2 separate regions of the Homo sapiens genome follow, and region 1 is linked to region 2. The links are chromatin loops, found by intact Hi-C in ENCODE. Cell type or tissue: PC-3. All regions are shown on one strand. Links, peaks and the distances in the headings refer to the core of each region. The heading gives the core; the rest is flanking DNA. Region 1 has its middle 9.6 kb from the start of CLNK. Region 2 overlaps CLNK (cytokine dependent hematopoietic cell linker).

Evidence for each region. A loop is a pair of places that touch in the nucleus more often than their neighbours do. Peaks named below come from ENCODE experiments on the same cell type or tissue, not always from the same donor. Only the 100,000 strongest peaks of a DNase experiment are listed, where the experiment ranks them.
Region 1: it touches region 2 in a loop (2.0-fold over the local background); 2 of 110 quality-filtered maps call a loop at or near these places.

What each region holds. Positions count from the first base shown.
Region 1 is chr4:10,692,951-10,695,872 of GRCh38, forward strand. It overlaps a transcript of CLNK not described here. Among named protein-coding and RNA genes, the nearest start is that of CLNK, 9.6 kb to the left of the region's middle. In PC-3, for the core only: no CTCF peak of the experiment used is centred there; DNase peaks (open chromatin) are centred at 1,711 and 2,051; H3K27ac peaks cover 2,046 bases.
Region 2 is chr4:10,610,424-10,613,345 of GRCh38, forward strand. The region is part of intron 2 of CLNK (cytokine dependent hematopoietic cell linker); the gene reads right to left. Among named protein-coding and RNA genes, the nearest start is that of CLNK, 73 kb to the right of the region's middle. In PC-3, for the core only: no CTCF peak of the experiment used is centred there; a DNase peak (open chromatin) is centred at 1,428; H3K27ac peaks cover 916 bases.

The DNA.
Region 1 (2,922 bases), core at 264-2,763, 83 kb after region 2:
CTCCTGCATTGAGAGATTGTTTTATGTGGATTGAGCATGTATGCTGATCAATCTGGGGACATAATTTTCATGATAGGCTGGTTAGTGTATCTGTAACGCACTTCAGCTGGGGAAGAAGCACTGATTCTGGGCCATTCGGGAACCAGCTGGACTTGCAAGATAGCTGTTTTATTTGGTTATCCTTGAGCCTTGTATAAGGAGCCTGGTAACAATGAATGTAAAAGGGATTCTTAGGTGTAAAAGCAATGTGAAGTGATTCTGATGTTGCTGATGGGAGAAAAGACTCTCCTAAAGAAATATGTTGGAGTCTTAACTCCCAGTTACATTAGAATGTGACCTTATTTGGAAAAAGGGTCTTTGCAGATGTAATCAAGTTAAGATGAAATCACTGGGGTAGTCCTTAGCCAAGATAACTCGCACCCTTAAAAAAGAAGAGAGCTGTACAGAAAAGAGAACCCCATTTGAAGAAACAGAGACACACAGGGAGAAGACAGCCATGGGAAGACAGAGGCAGATATTGGAGGTATGTGGCCACAAGCCAAGGAATGCCTAGGGCTGCCAGAAGCTGAAAGGGGCAAGGAAGTGTCCTCCCCTAGATGCTTGGGAGGGAGCACAGCCCTGCCCACACCTTGATTTAGGACTCTGGCCTCCAGAACCCTGAGAGGACTCACTTCTGTTGTTGTAAACCACCCAGTTGGTGGCACTTGTTCCAGCAGCCCTAAGTGCCTGATACAGAGCCATACATTTACAACTCTGATGCATCATTGCTTTGAAAATTCCTATAGAAAAACAACATTTATGCCTGAAGAGTACACATTTCTAGTTCCCTATCCCTTTTAATCCACAGTGAAACAATTGTTTTTAATAAATGTGATCTCAAATTAAGGATCTGAGATTTCTTAGGGATGCATATGGACCATAACCATGTGTTGCAGAGTGAGGAGATCGCAGTTTGAAACCATTTTGCAGCTCCAGTGGCCAGAAATCCTATGAATAGCAGCTATAATTTGTTTAAATAGCACTTGAGATAATGCAGTCAAATATTCTAGGCTTTTCAACAAAAAGACTGTCGTATCTTCTGGAGATGGTGTACCAGCTTCTTCAGCGTTTGCTATTGGTGGTGGTAGAGGCGAGGAAACCATTCCTAGGCCCTGTCCCTAAATCACCCCTGAGGATCCTACAATTGCCACGTCAGTCTTTTCAGCAGCAGAAGCACCAATGACATAAGTACAGCCAAATATACCGCCTCTTTTGCTGATTCATACTAGATTCCCAAATTCTATTTAATTTCTATCCGGCCAGGTGGGACCAAGTATGGGCCTTCAGCTTAGTATTCACACCTTTAGACACCTTGAGCCTGAAGGTAAGGAACAAGGGCACTCACACACAGTGGCTGGGGATGGGCTTAGACCCAGGAACTGTGCATGCACAGTCATGCACTGCCTAAGGCTGTTTTAGTCAATGATGGACTGTATATACAACGAAGGTCCCACAAAGTTATAACACCATAATTTTACTGTACCTTTTTCATGTTGGATAAGTTTAGATACACGAATACTATTATGTTGTGATTTCCTACCATATCCAGTGCAGTAACATGCTGTACAGGTTTGTAGCCTAGGAACAATAAACTATACCATATAATCTAGTTGTGCAGGAGGCTATTGTTTCCTAGGTTTGTGTAAATACACTCTACAATGTTTGCACAACTATGAAATCACCTAACGATGCATTTCTTAGAACTCACCCGAGTCACTTAGTGACTCATGACTGTATTATGTTATGGTGGTATATACTACCAACATTTCTCAGGGTGGGCATGATTTCCATTTAAAAAGAAGGAGATCATGCAGCATTTGTCCTTCTGTACCTGGCTTATTTCACTTAGCCTTATGTCCTCCAGCTTCACTCATGTTGTTGCAAAGATAGAATGTTCTTTTCTAACCCTAAATAGTGTTCCATTTATCCATTTATCTGTTGATGGGCAGTCAAGTTATTTCCATATCTTGCCTACTGTGAATAATCATGCAATGAACTCACGGAAGTAGAGAGTAGCATGGTGATTGACAGAGGCCTGGCAGGGATGGAGGAGTGGACTGGGAAAGGGGAGATATTGATCACAGGATACAAAGTTTCAGTTAGACAGGAGGAGTCAGTTCTAGTAAGCATGATAACTATAGTTAAGAGTAATGTATTGTATATTTCAAAATTGCTAACAGAATACATTCTAAATGTTTCCATCACAAAGAAAGGATAAGTATGTGAGTTGATGGATTTGTTAATTTGCATGATTTAATCATTCCACAATGTATACATGTGCCATAACCTCACATTGTACTCCTTAAATATATGGACAATTATTATTTAATTGAGAATTATTATTTCTCAATTTATAATTTAGTTGACAATTATTATTTGTCAACTAAAAATAAAAAATGAATAAAAGGAAGGAGATTGAAGCTGTGAAAGCTTGAATGTTATAAAATCAGAAAGCAGCTGGGTCTGTGCTTTAACTAGCTCATCCCTGGCCAACTCCAAGCCCTTCCATGCTTCTCCTTTTCTCTCAAGCTAAACTCAGTGGCCCTCTCTGTGCCTGCTTCTCTTTAACCCTGTCCTGGCCCGTCAGGGCCTCCCAGATCTTATGATAACAGAAGCAAGTTATGAGAAGGGGGATGAAACCCTCTCTTCTGAGTCATATTCTTGGAGTTTGCTTCCATATCCCCACAGCCTGGTCAAGGTCAGCTTTCCAAGTACATGGTGCACCAGGCTATTTTGTACAGAGGTAAGCATAATGAAGACGGAAGAGGAGAGGCATTTCCAGCTCAGAGTTTCATTTATTACCCCTATAGAGCATTCAATTCCCCTGCCTTGTCTTTGAGAATCTCATCTTGTCCTCGATCACAATTAGAGCTTTTTTTTTTT
Region 2 (2,922 bases), core at 196-2,695:
GAAAATAATCCTGAATCTTTGATGCCCAGGTTTCCAGAAAACCCATAAAAGCTTTTTCCCCCCTCTTCTTTTTGGTTTAAATTTTGATTCAGCAAGAGGAAATAAATGAACCTAGACAAAGAGAGGCCTTACATCTCATTTTTCAAATGCTTTCTCCTTTTTTTCTCTGTCTCGACTGTCAAGAGATGTAGCTTTTAATAGACCATCAATGTATGTAATGAGCAAATAAAATAACAACAGTGAATTACCCCTTTTATAGGTCCATAGACGTGTTCCTGGTGGTTTAATTTATAGGTGGTCATGCCTGAAAGATTCTGGATGCGTGATAGAAAACAACATAAAAAAGCAACACACACACACACACACACACACACACACACACACACACACACACACGTATGAATCCTCAAAATAAAAACTTGATTTGTACCTGGTAAGTAGACACCCCATAAATAGCCTGAGTAAAAAAGACATAATGAGCTGGCCATGGTGGTTCACGTCTGTAATCCCAGCGATTTGGGAGGCCGAGGCAGGCGGATCACTTGAGGTCAGGAGTTCGAGACCAGCCGGGGCAACATGGTGAAACCCCATCTCTACTAAAAATACAAAAATTAGGCTGGGCGCAGTGGCTCACGCCTGTAATCCCAGCACTTTGGGAGGTTGAGGCAAACAGATCATGAGGTCAGGAGATCAAGACCATCCTGCCCAACATGGTGAAACCCCGTCTCTACTAAAAATACAAAAATTAGCTGGGTGTGGTGGCATGTGCCTGTAATCCCAGATATTTGGGAGGCTGAGGCAGGAGAATCGCTTGAACCCAGGAGGCAGAGGTTGCAGTGAGCCAAGATCACAGTACTGCACTCCAGCCTGGTGACAGAGCAAGGCTCCGTCTCAAAAACAAACAAACAAACAAACAACACAAAAATTAGCTGGGCATGGTGGCGGGTGCCTGTAATCCCACCTATTCAGGAGGCTGAGGCATGAGAATCATCTGAACCTGGGAGGTGGAGGTTGCAGTGGGCTGAAATCATGCCACTGCACTCCAGCCTGGCCACAGAGGGAGGCTAAGTCTGAAAAAAAAAAAAAAATGTAGTGGACCTTCTTCTGCAGTCTGCAGGGAAGCTGGGAGGGGCCTCCCGTGAGTGCCAGAGGGGCTTCTAGAGAAGGAGCCCCCCAGGAAAATAGCCTTTCCTCTATCTCCTGGTGCCACACTTTATGATCCCAGCAGGTCCACAAAAAAGAAGGGAAAACAAGGTAGGGGAGGGAAATGAGAAGACAGAGTGAGGCCCAATGATGTGCTGCTCCTGGGGGTGGCTCCTGCCTTCTGTCCTCTGAGAATCTCCAGCACCCTCTCCCCTTCCTTTCCTCCACTTCTTACTTCCTCCAATCCATTCACTGTGTTGCAGCCAGGATCCTCATTGTAAAATCTGGCATTCCTAATGCCTGTAGTCACAGTCCATCTTTGGAACATGACTCACCGGCCCTCCATGGTCTGGTCCCTGACAATCCACTCTCTCCCTACAGCCCCGATTCTGCCCCCAAAGAGCAGCCATCATGAACAATTGGCCAAATCTCTGTCTGTAAACAGTAAACGCTGCATGTCACAGCCAGTATTCCCACAATGTCTACAATGAAAAGGTGCATAGGTGAACATGGGATTCATGCTTTCTTGTTCCAGACCCATCTCTCATTTGATCCTCTCAGTAACCAAGTGTTGAGAGAGCTGAAGAAACCTACCCACATCTCTCAGCGAAAAAAATGACATTTATTTTATTTCCATATTCCCAGCTCTTAGAATGGGGCCCCGCCCACAGGAAGAGTTCAATACAGATTGGTGTGAAGTGACAGAAATGAGCTTTTGTACAAGGTCTGCCCAACATCATGGTCCTGAGAAAGACACCTGAGTTTGAAGTCATTCCCCAAAAGACAATGGACACATTGGCCTGTGAAAGATCCCACGTCCAAAGTGTCTTGCTGAGAGTGTGTCAGCCACTTTTCTCAATTATTCCTGTTGACAACATTTCAGGTTAAGCCATATTTCTACTTTACAGATTGGGAGGAAAAGCCCAGGGAGGCAAAGTATATTGTTTGCAGCTGCACAACAGTAAACACCTGAATGGCATTCAGTATCAGGCCTATCTGACCCAAAGACTGTTTCTTTCCACTGCGTCATGCTGGGTTTCATGGAAATGGAGAGTGGCTGGAATCCTAGATTTACCCCATGGCTTATCTACTGCCCTTGGTACACAGTTGATTTCCCATGCTGATGAGCTCTGGGGTGTGGCAGATCTATCTTATCATGTTGTCTAGAGACATGGGTTTTCAAAGCACTTATCAAAAGATAATCAAACCCAGGAAGCCAGGGTTGGAGTCAATCATTATATCTCATCTGTGTTCCCCAGGGACTGTTTAATAGCAGCATTTGGCATCGAAGGTGTTTAGGTTTTGCTACATATTGAGAATATTGTAAGAATTAAATGAGATAATGCATGCAAAATGCTTACAACCATGCTTGGAATAGAACAAGTCCTCAGTAAGTATTTAGGCTAGAAATTTTTACCAAAATGAATTCAACAACACATTTATTTTTTTCTTAGTGCTCAATGTGGGCCGAGAATTACTCTCAGTGCTCAAGATATATCAGTGAACAAAATAAAGAAGATGGCTAATTCCTATGGAACAAAGCAGAAAAGGATCTCTATCCATGGAACAGAGAAGGACAACAATAACAGTAAACAGAATGAATCAGGAATGGGTATAGCATGTTAGCAGGTGATAAGGTGCTCTGGAAGGACTGTAGAGCAGGTGGGGGAATCAGAGTGCTGGGTGGGGTGGGCAGGTGGGTATGAATAGTCCTTGGGGTGGTCAAGGTGAGCCTTGCTGGAAAGATGGGAACAGGGAAAAGGCACTGGGCACATCAGC